Linked DNA regions of Homo sapiens: region 2 is linked to region 1. Evidence: chromatin loops called from intact Hi-C (ENCODE). Cell type or tissue: Caco-2. All regions are shown on one strand. Links, peaks and the distances in the headings refer to the core of each region. The heading gives the core; the rest is flanking DNA.

The links. Peaks named below come from ENCODE experiments on the same cell type or tissue, not always from the same donor. Only the 100,000 strongest peaks of a DNase experiment are listed, where the experiment ranks them.
Region 2: a loop joins it to region 1, with 2.8 times the contacts of the local background. A loop is called at or near these places in 4 of 110 quality-filtered maps.

Annotation. Positions count from the first base shown.
Region 1 is chr2:218,954,633-218,963,894 of GRCh38, forward strand. CDK5R2 (cyclin dependent kinase 5 regulatory subunit 2) reads left to right here and starts at 5,034. Exons shown (of 1, transcript NM_003936.5): 1 at 5,034-7,523. The coding sequence starts at 5,189. The coding sequence ends at 6,292. RefSeq lists a silencer at 5,017-5,286 and an enhancer at 8,682-9,262. In Caco-2, for the core only: no CTCF peak of the experiment used is centred there; a DNase peak (open chromatin) is centred at 4,949; H3K4me3 peaks cover 1,592 bases; H3K27me3 peaks cover 211 bases.
Region 2 is chr2:218,855,745-218,864,820 of GRCh38, forward strand. It overlaps WNT6 (Wnt family member 6), which reads left to right and starts at 4,061. Exons shown (of 4, transcript NM_006522.4): 1 at 4,061-4,373. The coding sequence starts at 4,294. In Caco-2, for the core only: no CTCF peak of the experiment used is centred there; DNase peaks (open chromatin) are centred at 3,137, 3,637, 4,012, 5,347 and 1 weaker place; H3K4me3 peaks cover 2,362 bases; H3K27me3 peaks cover 670 bases.

The sequences.
Region 1 (9,262 bases), core at 321-8,320:
TCAGGAGGCAGCTTCTGAAACTCTAGGGCCCCTGAGTGATTCCTGTAAATCAAGATAAGAAAGGCCTTCATGGTGGTGAATACAGTCTGGGGACTGAGTACCATGCAGGGGTTGCTGGGGGCAGATGAAAGAAGAGGGCCTGGGGGCAGAGAGGAGAGGGCTGTGTTCCACTCTAGGGAGCATCTGAGCTAGAGTTCTCGAAGGCCCTTCTTTCCCCGCAGAGCCTCCAGTGAGGTTTGCACACCTTCCTGGGGCTATGCCTGATAGGCAGAGGAAACCTTCCATCTAGGGCACAAGGGTGGGAAGGCTGGACTCTCAGAGGGTCTGTGTTCATCGATGAAATCAATATAGAGGAGGAAGGGACAGGATAAGGGATATGGAACCAGATGAAGACCCAGTCACAGTGGCAGTTTCTGGCAGCCACCTGCCTGGTTGAGATGGAAACGCTGATTCCAGCTCCAGCCCCCAGACAGGCTAAGAATATCCCAGAAAAGCAACAGCTACCACCCCCACCCTTCTTGATCTGCTCCTACATCTGTAGTGCTATGCTGGGCGCCAGCGGGGCCTGGGAGGAGAAGGAGTGGGGGACGAAAGGGAGGAGGCAAAAAGGGGGCTTGGTGGAGGCAGAAGGTGAACCAAGACTTAAAGCTTCTGGTGAGTGCTGGGAGGACTGGACAGAGAGAGCTGTTCTCAGGGGACAGTAAAGGAGGTGAAGGCAGGAGCCAGGGAGTTGGAGGGAGATCAGGACAGAGGATGGGAAAGGAAGAAATGGCCCCCCTTCCATCAAGGAAAGCAGCAGAGCTTAAGGCAGGGAAAAGGAGTCACCAGCTCACCCCTGTCTTCTCTGTCCCCTTCACCCTGGGCCCTCCAGCATCTCAGCATTGGTCCCTTCTCTCCCCACCCCAGAGCATCACATTCCTCATCTGTGCTCCCAGCCCTATTCACTGTTCAAAAGAAACTATATTTGGGCTCCTTAATTAAGTCCTTCTAGCAAACAGCCTGCGAAATGGGAAGACATGAGAATTTGGGTCTCCCTCCTGACAGCTAGCAGCACCTCCTCTGTCAATTCCTCTCTTCTCTCTGCTTACCCCCTCCCCCCTCCACTGTTATCTGTAGAGGGGTTCTGCTCCCCTCCTTTGTTTTAGCCACCCACTTCTCCCCTGGGGTAAGGTCCTCAGGAGAGGGAGAGAAGTCTGGGCTCGTGCATACCCACCCCCTCTGCACACCTCAGGAGCTGAGACTGATGGGCAAGGGAGTTGGGGGTGCCAGGGTGGGGGGGGGGGCAGCAGGATCCAGGCACTCAGATGCCCAGGCTGGGTCTCCATCCTGGCTGTTTTAAGAACCTGTGTCATCATTAGCCTCCTTGTAGGGGCCCCTACAGGGAGGTGCAATGACCTTGGTTTCTGGGGCCTTTGATGTTTACTGGGGATATCCTGGGCCTCAGCCATCTTGCCCTCCTCTTCTTTGCCTTCTCACCTTTCAGGGGCCCCTCTAAAGCTTGGAGGGACCTAGGGAGATTTACATTGCTGAGAGCCTAAGCTCCCCTCCCCTTCATCTCCTGGGGTGAACCGCAGAAGTGCAGGCCTCACATGGATGCTGTGCACACAAAGACTGAGCCCATCAGACAGAAACAGATTAGGGAGAAGCAGACAGGGCTGGAGCTGGAGAGTGAAACAGATTCACAGGACAGATTTTGTTTAGAATCAGAACTGTGGAGTTGAAAGAGGCTTTAGGAATCCTCCTCTAGTCCAATTCCTAAAATGTTATCTTGTTCTTTTAATATTCATTTTTATCTGATAATAAGAGTCAAATCCGTAGAACCCTTGCATTTTAATATGATGAAACCGAGTCCCAGAGAGCTGAAATTACTTCCCCAAGGTCATACAACTGGCAGCCATAGACTAGGACTCCCGTGTCCTGCCTCCCAGACTATGGCTTCTCAGAAGGGAGATAAGAAGAGCAAAAGGGAGGCAAAGTGTGAGCAGCATTGTCCGGAGATGTTCTCTTAAAAGATGGGGCCCACCTGCCCAGGTTGGGTGAGTGAGAGGAGCATCTCTGGTGAATCTGATGGGATGCACTCATCAATAAGGCCAGATCCTATCCAGGCTAAAACCTCAGTCTAGGCCCTCCAGTTCTTGGTCTGGGCCTAGAGTATTTGCCTTAAAGAACCTTCAGGAATAACCAGTAATCTGAATAGGCACTGTTCTAGGTAACCTACAGAGCAATGAAGACAGACAAGGAGACTGGCCTCAGGGGCTTTCCCATCTAAGGAAGTCTGACACAACCAGCACTGCCCCAGAGGAACATAAGGGAGATGGAGAGATGAGAAGCAACACAGAGATACTATTATAATGAAGATAGATGAATCTCAGAATATGAACCCAAACATAACCTAACCAGAAGAGTACACTTGCAAATGTGGGAAAGCCACCAACCTTCTATGAAGCCCACCTCCTCCATGAAGTCTTTCTGGTTTCACTAGGCTTATTCCCCTTGGGCTCCCCCTGCAGAAACATAATAACCCTCCCTCTCAGCTCTCAATGCCACCGGCTTATATACAACAGCAATGTTGTTACTCTTTCTGGATCTCTTTGATTAGCTTGTCTGCTTGTCTTTAAAATTCCATCCATATCCATCTTGCACATCTTAGACCCAGAGCCCAGCCCTTAACCAAGTTGTTATGTAGCCACTGTTGCTGATGGGAAAAGGCTGGAAAGGCTGAAGTCAGAAAGAGTATTAGGTCCCTTCCAATCTATCAAAAAAGCTTCTTGGAGGAGGTGGGAGTTCAAGAGCTTGACATTCTGAGAGAGGGTTCTGGCCCAGTGGAAGGAGCTCAGAGATTCTGGAGAGATAACCAGAGCAGGAGGGTGGGGAGCATGTGAGCCAGAAACAGGGTTGGAGGCAGAGCAAGGTGGAAAGTGAGGAAGGGGAGTAGGACCCTCTGAGGCACCTGCTTTGGGGTCCCTGAAGCAGAGGAGGAAATTCTTGGTTCTGACCAAGAGGACAATAGGAGGTCAGAGCTGGGCCGGGAATAGGGTACCACAGTGGTGACACTCTGTGGGTGCTGCTTAGAAGACGTGGTCCTAAATGACCTTAACAATAGGCCTTATGCCAGTGAGGGACTCCTGGGAGCAGCGCTGGAAGGACTCATGTGCCATTTAGATCCACATGCCCAGTGTTTCCGCCAGTGCAACTCAGTCTCTACAGGGCTTGTCCTTAACTACCGGTGAACTGACTATTCCTTGGTTGGCAGATAAAGAGTGACTCAGAACACCTTGTAGGAGGAAGTGGGGCCAATTACAGGAGCTGAAAAGAGGGAACACTTTCAAGAACTATGAGGAGAATGAGTTTGGGAAGGTCAGCTTGGGCTGCAAGAAAATAAAGATCAGATCCTAGGGAGCAGAGATACCCTGTTGAAAAAGTGCATATTGGGTGCTGAGTTAGGGAGAAGGTACAAGGCTGCATGTGCACAGTGGTAAAGAGGAGGGGAATGGAGACAGGCAGACCACAGGCCTCCAGGAGGGTGTGAGTGACCAGGGGCTGTGGAATGGCTGGGAAATTCTGTACCTCTGGTAGCTGGAACTGCAGCCCAAGTGGATTCTAGAACAGCCTATCTGCAGTGACACACACACACACATATATGCACAAACCAACCCTGACAGCAGTGGATCCTTGGAGCTATGTTTGCGGTCTGTGAGGAGCATGGAGGTGACTCCAAGGGCAATCCTTAGAATTTACTGAAATACATAGGCAGGGGTTTGGCTCCACATGGAACCCATATGCACCTACAAGGTCCACTTACTTAAGAAGCCTGAAGGCTCTTGTGCTGGGGGAGCCACAGAGAGCAGGCTCCAAGAAGGGTGGACATGATCTAACAAGGCAGATAGAATAGGTCCAGAACTAGCTGTGCTCAAGACCTGCAGGTAAGGCCTGGGGAGTCCAAAATCCAGGGCAAAGGGCTGATGGGTACTCAGGAGGTAACAGACAGACCCAGAGAGAAGTGGACAGGACCCAGCCTAACAGCTTGCTCCTGGGAGTGGGGACAGCTGGAACCTTACCTGCAGGAAGCATTTAATGATGAAACCCACCTCAACCTGGACCCAGGGCTGGGCTGGAGGTTGGTCCAACCCTCTTGGGCTTCCGTCCACACAGGAGGCTCCGTTCACTATCCAAGACTGGGTAGACCAAGTGATCCAATTTCTAGCGTTTCCCCAGGGACCAACCTTATCCATCATCCACCCAAGTATGAGATCTGTGTGTGTTAGTGGGGACAACCAACCGAGAGGAGCTGCCCAGGGACCAGAGCCAAGGGTCTGCCCCACAGGCTCAGTTGCAGAGAATCAGGACGGCAAGCAGAAGCCTCAGGGGCATATTTGAGACCTTGCTGCTCCCCCTCTCCCCCTCAAGCTGGAACCCCCAAGAAGGCGGGTTGTGACCTGCAAGAAGGCTCTGCCAGGACTCCCAAACAGGCAGGGCAGAAATGTGCCTGCTGCAGCCCCCCTAGCGACCTGGGGGGTGGGGGGCGAGGTGGGGTCGCGAAGAGGAAACAGACCTGACAGTCACATTGGAGGAGCCAGTGCAACGCGACCCATCTGGGACCTGGGCATCCGGTGAGGGCACTCACTGCTCACACTGGCCCCCCACACAAATTCAAAGGCAGAGGGAAGGAGAGCTGTTCCCATGGTTTATCTGCTACCGCGACCCAGTGCATCAGAACAAGCTGGTCCAGGCCCTAGGATCCGGAGGAGGCAGGAGCAGCCACCACCCCTTCTCAACTCTGACCCTGAGGAGGCCACTCGAACGACGACCACCGCCTTCCCCTTCCTCCGCTCGGGGGAAGGGAAAAGACTCAGGGCGGAGGGTGGGGATTGGGGCGGGACTTGAAATTGAAGTGCGAGAGTCTATTGGTCATTGGAGCTGCCCATCAGGAGTGCAACTCGGGAGCGGATTGGCCGCGTGAGGCGGGGCACGGCGCGACGAAAAAAGGGGCCCAAGGGGTGGGGCTGACGCTGCAGCTGGCGCAGCTCAGGATTAGAGCAGCGGAGCCGCCTAGCAGCCACCTTCCCCCGCCAGTCCGCGCGCCCGGGCCGGGGCTAGGCCCCCCACCGCCGGGTCCCCCGGGGCTGCAGTAGCAGCGGCGCCGCCCGCGGCTCCCGCTGGGGCCTGGGCGCCGGCCCCGCTCTGCAGGATGGGCACAGTGCTGTCTCTTTCGCCTGCCTCCTCGGCCAAGGGCCGGAGGCCCGGCGGGCTGCCCGAGGAGAAGAAGAAGGCGCCGCCCGCGGGGGACGAGGCGCTGGGGGGCTACGGGGCGCCGCCAGTGGGCAAGGGCGGCAAAGGCGAGAGCCGACTCAAGCGGCCGTCCGTGCTCATCTCGGCGCTCACCTGGAAGCGCCTGGTGGCCGCGTCCGCCAAGAAGAAGAAAGGCAGCAAGAAGGTGACACCCAAGCCGGCATCCACGGGCCCCGACCCCCTGGTCCAGCAACGCAACCGCGAGAACCTTCTCCGCAAGGGCCGGGATCCCCCCGACGGCGGCGGCACCGCCAAGCCCCTGGCGGTGCCAGTGCCCACCGTGCCCGCGGCTGCCGCCACCTGCGAGCCACCGTCGGGGGGCAGCGCGGCCGCTCAGCCGCCGGGCTCGGGCGGGGGAAAGCCTCCGCCGCCGCCTCCCCCAGCCCCGCAGGTGGCGCCGCCGGTGCCTGGCGGCTCGCCGCGGCGGGTCATCGTGCAGGCGTCCACCGGCGAGCTGCTGCGCTGTCTGGGCGACTTCGTGTGCCGACGCTGCTATCGCCTCAAGGAGCTGAGCCCGGGCGAGCTGGTGGGCTGGTTCCGCGGTGTGGACCGCTCGCTGCTGCTGCAGGGCTGGCAAGACCAGGCCTTCATTACGCCTGCAAACCTGGTGTTCGTGTACCTGCTGTGCCGCGAGTCGCTGCGTGGGGACGAGCTGGCGTCGGCCGCCGAGCTGCAGGCCGCCTTCCTCACCTGCCTCTACCTCGCCTACTCCTACATGGGCAACGAGATCTCCTACCCACTCAAGCCCTTCCTCGTGGAGCCCGACAAGGAGCGCTTCTGGCAGCGCTGCCTGCGCCTCATCCAGCGGCTCAGCCCGCAGATGCTGCGGCTCAACGCCGACCCCCACTTCTTCACGCAGGTCTTTCAAGACCTCAAGAACGAGGGCGAGGCCGCCGCCAGCGGCGGGGGCCCACCGAGCGGGGGCGCGCCCGCCGCCTCCTCGGCCGCCAGGGACAGCTGCGCGGCCGGAACCAAGCACTGGACTATGAACCTGGACCGCTAGGGATACCCAGGGGCCGCGCCCATCCCCCGCCCCAGCCCCTGACACACACTCGGACCCCCCGGGACCACAAAGCCACCGCCGCTGTTACCGCCGCTCAGCGCCCCGGCTGGGCGGAGGAGGAGACGCCCATGCCCCTCAGGGGAAAGTGGAGACCGGGACACCAGAGGCCGCGGTGTTTGGATTTGCTGGGCGTGGAGTGGGGACGGAAGATGAGCGCGGGAAAGGCACTCCAACCTCACTCTTCCCGTCTGTCTGCGCCCCCATTTCTCCATTTCTGCCGGGGTCTCCCCCTTCCCTTCAGCCCATTCCCCCTCGGTTTTATCCATTTCCTTGCCTCCTTTTTGTGTCTTCATTTTTCCTCCTGTCTGCATTCCTCTCTCTCTCTCTCCCTCTCTCTCCTGTTCCTCTCTTTCTTCCTCCCTCTCCCTGCCTTTCCATTTTCCGTTCCTTGGGTTTGTGTGTCTGCATCTCCATCTTACCCCTTGCCTGACTGTACCCCGTAGACCCCTGTTTCTCCTCCTGCACCTGTGTCCCCATCTGCCCTTCTTGTTGCTCCTGTCATGTGTCACCATCTTCCCTCCTGTCTGCCTTCTTCCTCCACTTGTGTCAGCTTGCATTTTTTTATTCCTGACTGAGTCACCACACCCCTCTCCCCTGATCAAAGGGAATATTAGTTTTTAATTTGGATCGACTGAGGTGCCAGGAGAAACTGCAGTCCCAGGTATCCAGACAGCCACCAGGATGGTCCCTCGCCCCACCCCCACCGCCTCTCCCCACCTTTTCCAACGTGTTGCATGCTGGGAGCTGGGGGGTGTGGGGGAAGGGGCTGCCGGCTTCTTTCAGGAGGCTGAGGTTTGGAGGCAAAATCAACCTGGGAGACCACCCCGGCCGCGGCGCCTCAGTGGACAGGTGGGAGGAAAAGAAAACTTCTTACCTTGGAGGAGGGACATCCCGCTTCCTTATCCTTAGCTTTTTTGTTGCTCCTCCCCACTGCCCCTTTTAATTTATTTGGTTGTTTGCGGAGGGAGGGGGGAGGGGGGTAGGCTGGGCCGGGAACTGTCCGAGGTGCTGAGCTGGGGCGGGACCGGAATCCTCCCGGTAGGGTACCAGGGACTGAGTTGGGCCTGGGGCCGTGTCCAAGGTGCCAATGATGCGGGCCGACAGAGCGGGCCGCACTGTCTGTCTGTCCGTCTGTCCCGGAAAGAACTATAAAGCGCTGGAAGCGCCTGCAGATGGTTTTGCGCCGGTCTTTCTTTGGGCCCCGGGAGGGAGGGAGTGGGAGTGGTAATGGAACTGTCACAGACAGAGCAGAAAGGCAAGAGATGGGGCTCTAGTAGGGGAGATCAAGTACCTGAGAACTTCTCCTCCTCCCCATCCCCACCCCCGCCATCGGCTTCCATTTTACAGAGAGTAAAGAGTAAAGCGAGGCAGCTGAGGGTGAGGCCTGGTGATAAAGCTGAATCCATCCCCCCACTTCCGCCTCCATCTTGTCTGACCTAGCTCCTCATTAATGCCCGGGCCACTTAGAGACCGAATCATGGGGACAGCGGAGTTGTGCCCTTTCTGTGATGAGACCCATTGAGGCAGAACTAGCTAGTCCTTATTGCTATTTTTCCCTTCCTCCCCATCTCTCCCCACCATATATCGGTCAAGAGTACAGTCGGGCCTAAGTCTGTGTTCACCACTCCCAAGTGGGGCCTGTCTGCCATACTTCTCTCCTCATCCCCCAACCACCATGGGGCTGCTTCGACGATGCCCAGGTCGCACGCCCACTCAGGAGTCTTGGGGGGTCCATCCCTGCTTGAGACTCAGACCCTTGCCCTTTATCCCCAAGAAGGGGCAAACAAGGGCAGTTGGGGAGAAGGAAGCCATTCTCTGGGATTGAAACAGGAAGGAAAATGCGCTATTTAGCCTGAGATCCCTGCTCGGTCCCCATTGCCTTCTTAGCCACGTGGCTAAGCGCCCTGTTCACTGTTTCATTGGCCCAAAGAGGCCTGGCTTCAACAGAGTGCCCGCGGCTCCGACCCTAGTCTGGCCGTGGCCGAGAAGATCCGGAAAGAACCCGGGGGGACCTGCCAAGACGAGGCCCGGGTTCGCTGTCCGTGGTGCTGAATGGCGCGCTCGGGCGGGGTCGGGGCTTGTAAGGGCAGGAAGAGTTGCAGACTCGGCCTCAACTAGGTCTTCCGGATAATTTGGGAATAGGGTGTCATCTATTCTGGCGGCGAGTTATAGAAGTCTGGCTCCAGAACCCAAAAATGTCGGTCCCCACTTGCCCTCCCGGGACGACAGGACTCGATTCCCCTGGCCTCAGCCCAGCGCCCTTGTAACCTGCCTGGAGCCGGAAATCCCCAGTCCAGATTTGTGAATTGAGTTCCCGGAGGGAGGGGGAGAGCTGGCGGAAGGGAAGGCGGGAGCAGCCGCCCATTGGCTGGAATTTGGCGCAGTCAGCGCGGTGCCGTCATCTCTCTTGGTTTGGGAGGAGGGAGGGAGGATCACTAGGGTCACTCCGCGGCTGTCGGCTGTCGCCATAGTAACCAGACTGAGCGGGCTGGGCAGCCGCTCTACTCTCCCACCTCTGGCTGGGGAAACAATCCTGGTCCACCTTATTTGGAACTAGCTAGTGAGACTAGCTATTTGATTAGAATTTCTGAATTGGAGGAGCCTAAAGGGGATGGGAAAGAGAGCAGAGACCCTACAGAGACGCCCCCCTCAACCCCCAACAAACATCCTGCCTTCGGATACTGCCCCTGAACTCTTAGACACAGCACCCACCCTTTACTGCACACACACACCCCTCCAGGAACTTGTGGTCTGGCACCTGGAGACGTAGAATGAGAAAAAGGCCACAGTGAGTAACATTTAGTTAAATCTCACTTTTGACATGCCCCAAGGCATGAAACACTGCCATAATCCGATTAGGAGGGGAGGGACTGGAGAAGGATCAACAAGAATACATGGAAGAATTAGCCT
Region 2 (9,076 bases), core at 1,077-9,076, 98 kb before region 1:
TTCCCCCAGCCCAGTTGTGGTGGGCGAGCAGCAGCCCCTCCTTCCCTAGCCCGTGCTCTCCTGCCCCATTCAAGCTCCCCCTGGGTTCTTGCTCCCCGGACTGGTGGGGGCATGGATAGGCTTGAAAGAGGTGGAAGATGGGAGGCAGGTGGGCTCTGCAGGAAGCTGGGGCCTGGTGTAGGGGATTCTCTTATCCCTGCCTTGACTAAAGCTGGGAACTTGCTCTGGAAAAGCACACTTTCCTGACTTCAGGTGGGCTGCGGGCGTGGGAGTAGAGCTGTCTGTGATGCAGAAGGAAGAGGAAAATGAGCCTCTCTCCTCGCTCTCTTTTCTTTTTCTATCTTTCTCCATCTCTCTAAGGGGCTGGCCTTTCCTCTCTCTGTTCTCCAGGGACCCAGAAACCCAGGGTTCTTAGGAATTCTCAAGGCATGTCACCTCCCTGAAGGAATAGGAGTTCCTGGGGACAGAGAGAGGGAAGGACAGATAGGAGTTCTGGGGACAGAAGGAGGGAAGTAGGGAGGGAAAGAGGGAGGTTCTTGGGAGGGGAAGGGTCACAGGCCCAAATTCCTAGGCTCCTGCAGCCTTAGCCATTCCGAGAAACGACAGAGAAAGTGATTTAGAGACAGACACAAATAGAGACCGAATTATGAACATGGGAGAGATGTAAAAAGGCACAGAAAGACAGTGAGAGAGAATCCGCCAGAGACAGAGGGCTTTGCTTTCGCCCGCAGCGATTCTGATGTTATCTATTTCCAGCTGCCTCTCCCCCACCACTCCACTGCCCCCACTCTGCCCCTCCTTCCTCCTCAACCTCAAGTCTCTCCTTCCCTGTCTCTCTTTCGCACAGGGCCTAGACATAGTATGAGTGGGTTCCCAGGATTTAAGGCGGAGCGATGAAGGAAGGTGGGGTGGGCAGGGCCTAGAGGATAGGGAGGGGGGTCAGACTGTCACCTCCCCATTCAGGCCACCCATTTCCGGGCTGCTGTCTTCCCACTCCAGTCTCTTGTGAATGTTCTTCTGCATGCATATCTCTGCAGAGGTGATGTGTGTGTGTGTGTGTGTGTGTGTGTGTGTGTGTATGTGAAGTGTTTCAGCCTGAGCCAGCCCATCTGTGTGTCCGTCCATACCTGTGGGTAAAAAATCACAGCACCGTCTGGGGGAGGGAAGATGTCCTGTGGTTTCTGTGGGGTTATCTGGAGGCCTGTGCCCAGTGATTGGTGTGTGTGAGGGGGCATGTATGTCACATATCTTGATCTATCTTTGTGCACCATGGTCTGTTACCTCCTGCCACCCCCTCTCCAGCTCCTGCTCCTTTGTAAGTCTTCTAAGGTGATAGTGGTGGGTTGAAGGCTCAGGAACATCTGAATTCATCTCTTTGGAGGTTTGGGGGCAAAACAACAGAAGTCATCACTCTGGCTCTGCCCAGATGCCAGCCAGCCCCTTGATGGGGATGCGGAGAGGGCAAAGGAGAGTGAGCAAAAGGGTGCTGTTGGGGCAGAAGCCCTAGGAATTGGGACTCCAGGAGTCCTGCCTGTCACAGATTCCAGCCCACCTCCCCCCGACCCCCCAACCCTATAATGCTCTGCAGGCACTACTGGGCCAACTGATTCTGGAATGGGACTGAGTGCAGGAGGGACAAGGGCTTGGGGAGTCCAGAGATGGCAAAAGATTCTGCAAGATCTGGCTAGAGTGAGTGCTGCAGGAGGGGTGGGGCCAGCTGTGTATGTTTGCAGGAAAGGTGGGGGGTGGGGGCAGAAAGGCCGCCTGCGGGGGAGAAGGCTTCTTGGCAAACGCCCCAGTTTCCTGAGCTGATCCCTGCTCCCTGCCACTGCTCCCAATTCTGTTGTTTCAATAACATCATTTTTATCCACCCCACAGAGAGACTGTGTCTTAGGAAGGGGAGGCGAGGGGCAGGGCTAGGGCATGGGGGAGGGGTGGTAATGGAGAGAGGCTGGGTCTGGAGGCAGCAGGGACTAGATTTGGGGCGCTCCCTCCTCAGGCAGAGGCAGGGCGGTCTCAGAGCCCAGGTCCCCTGATGACAAAGACAAATACATTAAAATTCTTGCCTCGGAGAAGAATGCAGGATAGGGAGAGCATTTCATAATCTGCAATAACAGTAGCAGGGTGGGAGCAGGGCTGGGCAGGGGGTTCGGAACCCAGACAGTGGCTCCCAGGAGGCTGGCCACTGGCCACCTGTAGCCTCCAGGGACCCCCAGAGCCCTCTAGCTGCCTATTTGGTACCACATGGCTGGAGTGTGCACCCAAACTGGGTATGTCTTTGAATGTGTAGTGTCCAGAGTTGGCATTGACCTTTAGGAACTGTCCAGATTGGCATTGCCCCGTAGAAACAGCAACTGTGTGCAAAGTTACTAGGTGCAGGGGCTGTGCGTGGCCTTTGGATACTGTTAAAGGCTAAAATGGGAGAGGGCAGTGCTTAGACCAGACCCTCTCTCTATGACTCTTGCCACTGCCCCCTGCCCCCTTCCCCTTCTTTAGTGTGTCCTAGCCCTTTCACCAGAACTCTCTGTATCCAGTGCAAGGGATTGAGCTGATGCAGCCTGGACACCAGGGCCCTGACATGGAGCTTGCTTGCCGGCAAGTCCACACTTCTCCAGTTCTCTCACCTCTGTCTGCTCATTCCTTCCCCCATCAGCCTCCTCCCCTGGGGTCACATCCCTTGGCCCCTTGGCCTCATCTTGATCTACTTGTCCCCCCTCTCTGGGTGACTCAGGATCTTGTCTTCTCTCTCTGCTCACCAAGGTTGTTTGGAAGTGACCTCAGTCATCACTCTCTTGGAAGCGACCTCAGTCCCCACATTCAGGTCCCCCTCTCTACCAACAACCAGGAGCTTTCTTCTGGGCGCCTGACGTTTCTGCCATAGGGACTCGATCTGTCCTCCCCACTCCAGGACAGCTTTAAAGGTTGATGGTTGCTCTTGATGGTATGGCAGGGAGAATGTCCCACACCACCTGTCCCTTGGCACCCCGGGGCACGTCGGGGACGGGAGGGGCAGGGGCTGCTGCCCACTGCCAGCCGAATGGCATGATGAATGGAGCTGTCCCTCTTCCCCACGGAGCCTTTGATCTCCCCCTCGTGGGGAGGGGGCCAGGGGCATCAAAGACATTTTTGTGGCATTAGAAAATCTGATAAACGCCATCTCACCTGCAGCTGGCTCTCCCACCCCTTCTACCCGGGCCAGGTTGGGGGAGGAACTCGAGGCAGGGACTCTTGGACACGCGAGGCCGGGCTAAAGCGAATTCTGACCCCTCGATCTCTTGAAAGTCTGCGACCTCCATTCTCCCGCTCGCTTACAAGTGCCAGCGCTTGCGCGCACGCCCTGGAGCGGCTACTCTTGCCCTCTCATTTCCCCCACCTCCCCGCCCTAGAACGCGGGCTTGAGAGGTGGGATGGCTGGGGGAGCGAGAGCGGAGGCCCAGGGCTTCCTCCCTTCTTCAAGGAGAGGCTGACGAAGGGGCATGAGGCATCGAACAGGGACACGGAAAGAGATGACCCCTCCAGCATCCGCCTGTCGGGCGGTCCAGTTTGACAACCCTCGCCGAAGCACCCCGCGCCCCAGGCCAACTTCCTCTCTTGCCTCCGCGCCAGCATCTCCCTCCGCACCGCCCCCCGCCCCAAACTCCCTCATTCCTGGGAAGTTTTCTCTCTTTACAGTCAACAAACCTGTCAAACGTCTCCCTTCCAGCCCGTCCCCCATTCCTCAGCTCCTCTTTCTCCCCCCTCACCCCTCTCTACTCTTCTTCCCAGCCCTTCCTTGCCCCCGACTCCAGGCGGCCGCGAGCGGCGGGGGGCTCCAAGTCCGAGAGAGGCGAGGCGAGGGGGCGAAGCGGGCGGGTCCCACAGCCCGAAGCGCGCTGGGGCCCCGCCCCGGCACCCCGCTCCCGCCCTCCGCTGCGCTCCGCGCCAGCCGCCCCGGGGCGCACGGCTCGCTCCCGAGAGTCCCGCTGCCTGACTGTCGCAACTGCCACCTCCCTCCGGCCCCCTGCCCCCCGCCCCCGCCTCGGCCCCGCTCCCCTCCCACCTCCGCCCCCGGCTCTGATTTCTTCTCCCGAGCGAGCTCCGCAGGAGACACAGGCGCTGGCTGCCCCGTCCGCTCTCCGCCTCCGCCGCGCCCTCCTCGCCCGGGATGGGCCCCCCCGCCGCCGCCGGATCCCTCGCCTCCCGGCCGCCGCCGTTGCGCTCGCCGCGCTCGCACTGAAGCCCGGGCCCTCGCGCGCCGCGGTTCGCCCCGCAGCCTCGCCCCCTGCCCACCCGGGCGGCCGTAGGGCGGTCACGATGCTGCCGCCCTTACCCTCCCGCCTCGGGCTGCTGCTGCTGCTGCTCCTGTGCCCGGCGCACGTCGGCGGACTGTGGTGGTGAGTCCGGCTGTCCTGGCGCGGCTCTGGACCCTGGAGGGTGGGGACCCCGGGACCCAGGACAGACTGGGGTGTTCCGCAGCCTCCCGGCTCTACCTGCTCTCCGAGCCCAGCTTTCTGGCCTCGGCCGGGGGCGTTTCTGAACTCCACTTCGACGTTCCTAACCCTCGGGAACATTCTATTGTGTTTCCTCCTCCCGGGTTCTCTCCCACCCCCCGCCAAGTTATGCGCTCACCCAGCTCACCAAGGAACAGGCGAGTGGGTAGGAAAGATCTTTCGGGAAGACACATATCCGAGGAAAAGAATGTGTGAGGAGGGCCCTGGATTCAGGGTATGGGGCTGGATTTGGAGAAGACAGGAACAAGGTGGGAAGCCACAAGGCAGAGAGGGCCACACAGCTGCCCCTTCCCCGCCCTGCTTTGCCTACCAACCCACCGGCTTCTCTCTGGGCTCCTGAGGAGTGGGCCTTAGTGACGACAGAGGGAATATAAAGGGGAAAGTGAGTCAGGACCCTGGTTTTCTCTACCTCGTCCTCCCCAAGCAAGGAAAAGGAGGAGCGGAAGGAACCGGACCCAGGCGCCCGGCCCTTCCAGACCTGGGGGTCATGAATGAAAAAATATGTGCAGCCCGGGAGATACGGGACCGGGAGGGGTCCTGCGGGAAGGGAGAGGGGCCTGGCCAGCCAAGGGAAGGGGGCGTCTTCCCAGGCTTGGCCCTAGCTAGAAGGGACACCTAGGCAGCGAAGGTTGCGGGAGCTTCGAGCCTTGGGGGTGGGGGTGGGGCCGGGGCGGGGAAGGAGGGTGCCCGACCGGGACGGCTCAGAGATCCAGATCCAAAGGACTTTTTTCCCCCTAGGTCTCCAGAGCCGCAAACCCTCGCCCGGAATAGCTCAGTGTTTAGAGAGGAGAGACTTGGACAATAACGCTGACGGGTTAGCCAATCCTAAGAAGGCAGGGTCGTGTCTATTTGCATATTGCCATGTGATTGGCTGGATGCCGACCCTCCGCTCCTCCCTCGCCCCCCAGATTTGGAAGAGAGGCAGATCCCCGTGCTCTGGAGAGATAGGGAGTAGGATGCCCACACAGGGAGTGGCGGGCAGCAATCCCTACTCCGTGATGCGGAGAGCCGTCCGACGCTAGTGTCACGGAAAGGGCGAACCGAGGACGACCCAGGTCCTATCTAGGGAACATATGCCCTTTGATCCGGCTTAGTATAATGCAGTGGCAGCTTTGAAGCAGATAGATCTAAGATCTAAACATTATGTTTGTGATCTTGGGCTAGTCACTTCCTTTCCCTACCTCTCAGTCTTAACTGGAAATAGGATAACAGTCTCCCTACCTGGCAGGCTTGCTGGGAAGGTTAGGTGGGAGGACGTGTAGAATAATAGGACCTTAGGAGGTACTCAGTATGTACAGCGCCCCCCTCACAACCCAGCTTCTCCTGGCCAGGGTCCCCAGGAGTGAAAAAGGGGATTCATTTACATTTAAAATCCAGAGTTCCAAGGAAAATGTTGTAAAGGAATCTCTTTTCCCCATAAACGCCTAACTTTGCCCTTTTTCAAGGTGTGGGGATGGGGTCCCTCCCTGATGGCCATTGTCTTCCTTCCCCTCCCTCCCCCTCTGTCTAAATCATTCTTATCCTTACGGTTAAAATACCATTTCCTCCCTGAAGCTGCCCCCTTGTCCTCCTTCCATTGCCTTCTCTGCGCTCCCACTGTATCACATACATTGGGCAACTATGCTGGTTACTGCATTTGGCTGACAACAGTCCTTTAGGTCTCTCTTCCCTGCTCCTGGAAGGCAGATACCTTGTCTTTAGGAGCCCTGAGGCCTAGGAGTGTGTTGGTGCTGGAGATGGGCTTGCAGAGTGTCATTGGACTGGCTGATTCACCTTTCTGGGCTCTGTATCTGTGGGGCTTCCTTTGTTCAGGAAGGACTGCTGGGTGGCAGCCAAGCCAAAGGAGAGTGGCCTGGTCCCTGAGAGACTGACCCTGAAGCTGGGAAGAAGGGAGTGGGGGAGGAGGTGACACGGGCAGGTGTGGGAGAACACAGAGGCCTTCATGGCCACAGCTGCAGGGCGTGCCGGGTGAGGAGTGAGGGGTCCCAGTGATAACGTGTCTGACTGCCTTGCTCAGATGTGCCTCTGAGGGAATGAGCCTCTCCTCCCTGCCTTGGCCCCTTCACTCTCCTTTGTCTATTCATTTTGTTTTTCTTTCTTTATTTCTATTTTTATTTATTTATTTATTTAGAGCAGAGTCTCGTTCTGTCGCCCAGGCTGGAGTGCAGTGGTGCGATCTTGGCTCATGGCAACCTCTGTCTCCCCGGTTCAAGTGATTCTCCTGCTTCAGCTTCCCAAGTAGCTGGGACTACAGGCACCCACCACCATGCCTGGCTAGTTTTTGAATTTTTAGTAGAGGTTTCACCATGTTTAGTAGAGGTTTCACCAGGTTTCAACAAGGTTTCACCGTGTTGGTCAGGCTGGTCTCAAACTCCTGACCTCAAGTGATCTGCCCGCCTCGGCCTCCCAAAGTGCTGGGATTACAGGCCCAGCCATTACCATGGCATTACCATGCCCAGCCTATTTTACTTTTTATTTTTTATTTTTTTGAGACGGAGTCTCGTTGTGTCGCCCAGGCTGGAGTGCAGTGGTGCAATATTGGCTCACTACAACCTCCACCTCCCGGCTCAAATGATTCTCCTGCCTCAGCCTCCTGAGTAACTGGGATTAGAGTTGCCCACCACCATGCCCAGCTAAATTTTGTATGTTTAGTAGAGACGAGGTTTCACCATGTTGGTCAGGCTGGTCTCAAACTCCTGACCTCAAGCAATCTGCTCACCTTGGCCTCCCAAAGTGCTGGGCTTACAGGCATGAGCCATTGTGCCTGGTCACTTGTCTATTTCTGACACTTCATCTCTTTGGTCTGAGCCCAGATCCCCTTCCCCTGGATCTTTGACTCTGCTTACACTCCTGAGCTCTCCCCACCCTACCAGTGCCCTCCAAGATCAAGTTTGGGTTGATGAGCTGGACCAATAATTCCCACTGGCCTGAGGCTCTTCCAGTCCCCTAAATCCCCAGTCTCACTTCAGCTGGCAGCTTTCCCAGTAAGGGCTTCCAGGCTGTTCCCCGATGCCCAGGACCTGCTTTCCCTGGCCTTCTTCTCCCTACTTGTCAGAGAATCCTGGCCAGGTCAGAGCTCCAGTGCTGGCCAGGAAAGCAGCTGCAGCAGCCTCCTGCATCCCACTCTGACATTCTAGCAGCAGCCAGGCTAGAAGCAGAGAGGACCCCAGGACCTTTGAGTGACTCGACTGTCTTGGTCAGGAAAGAGGCTCATGCCCTTGGAATTGGCTCGGAGACCTGGCTCCAGGTTCCTGAGAAGTTTCTCTCCCACCTTCTTTTTCACTTCCCTTCCTTACTCCAATGTGATGCATGCTTTCTAAACTCTGTCTCCAGCTCAGGCACAGAGGCTCACTCCTGAAATCCCACCACTTTGGAAGGCTGAGGTGGGCGGATCACTTGAGGTCAGGAGTTCGAGACCAGTTTGGCCAACATGGTGAAACCCTGTCTCTACTAAAAATACAAAAATTAGCCAGGAGTGGTGGCAGGTGCCTGTAATCCCAGCTACTTGGGAGGCTGAGGCAGAAGAATCACTCGAACCTGGGAGGCTGAGGTTGCAGTGAACCGAGATCCATGCCACTGCACTCCAGCCTGGGTGACAGAGCAAGACTCTGTCTCAATCAATCAATCAATAAAAATAAACTCTTCCCCTAGCCTCTCTGTCTTTCTCTCATTTGTAATCATATCTTTGTGAATTACAGAATCCCAGATTCAAGGACATTGGCCAGGCTCTCTGGAAATCATCTTGTCCAGCCTCATTGCATCCAGGTCATCCAGCCTATCCTGTGGCCCTGACAGACCCTGTCTTGGGAGTGAGGCAGAGAGGGAGAGCTTCCCAGTCACCAGTTCCCCACTTCCGCTCTGCTCCTTGCTCCGGCCTTGCCCACCCCCAGGAAGTTCTTTACAACATCTGACCCATCATTATTTATACCTCCAATCGGTGGATGTAGTAAAGAGCTCACTCTCATAGAATGGTCAAATCAATCTCCTTCTTCTCTCTTCCTCTTTCCTCTGTTTTTTTCTTTTCTTTTCTTTTTTTCCTTTTTGAGACAGAGTCTCGCTCTGTCACCCAGGCTGGAGTGCAGTGGTGCAATCTCAGCTCACTGCAACCTCTGCCACCCGGGTTCAAGTGATTCTCCTACCTCAGCCTCCTGATTAGCCGGGATTACAGGTGCCTGGCACCATGCCAGCTAATTTTTTTTTTTTAGTATTTTTAGTAGAGATGGGGTTTCACCATGTTGGCCAGGCTGATCTCGAACTCCTGACTTAAAGTCATCTGCGTGCCTCAGCTTCCCAAAGTGCTGGGATAACAGGCGTGAGCCACCGCGCCCAGCCCTGTTTTATATTTTCTATGAAAGAAACTAACCCTCCCCTTGTTCCACTAGGGAAAACACCACCCAGTGTCACTCCCTTCCCCCATCCCATCTTGTCTTTCACCCACCCCCCTCCTGGAAAAGGAAACAAGAGCCAGAGGCCTAGGACAGCCTCATCTGGCCCCACAGGGAGGCAGGGAAACGACCCTGGCTTCTTTGTGGCACTCAGGTTTTCTAGCTGCCACCCCCAACCCAGGCTGGGCCTGACCACCCTTT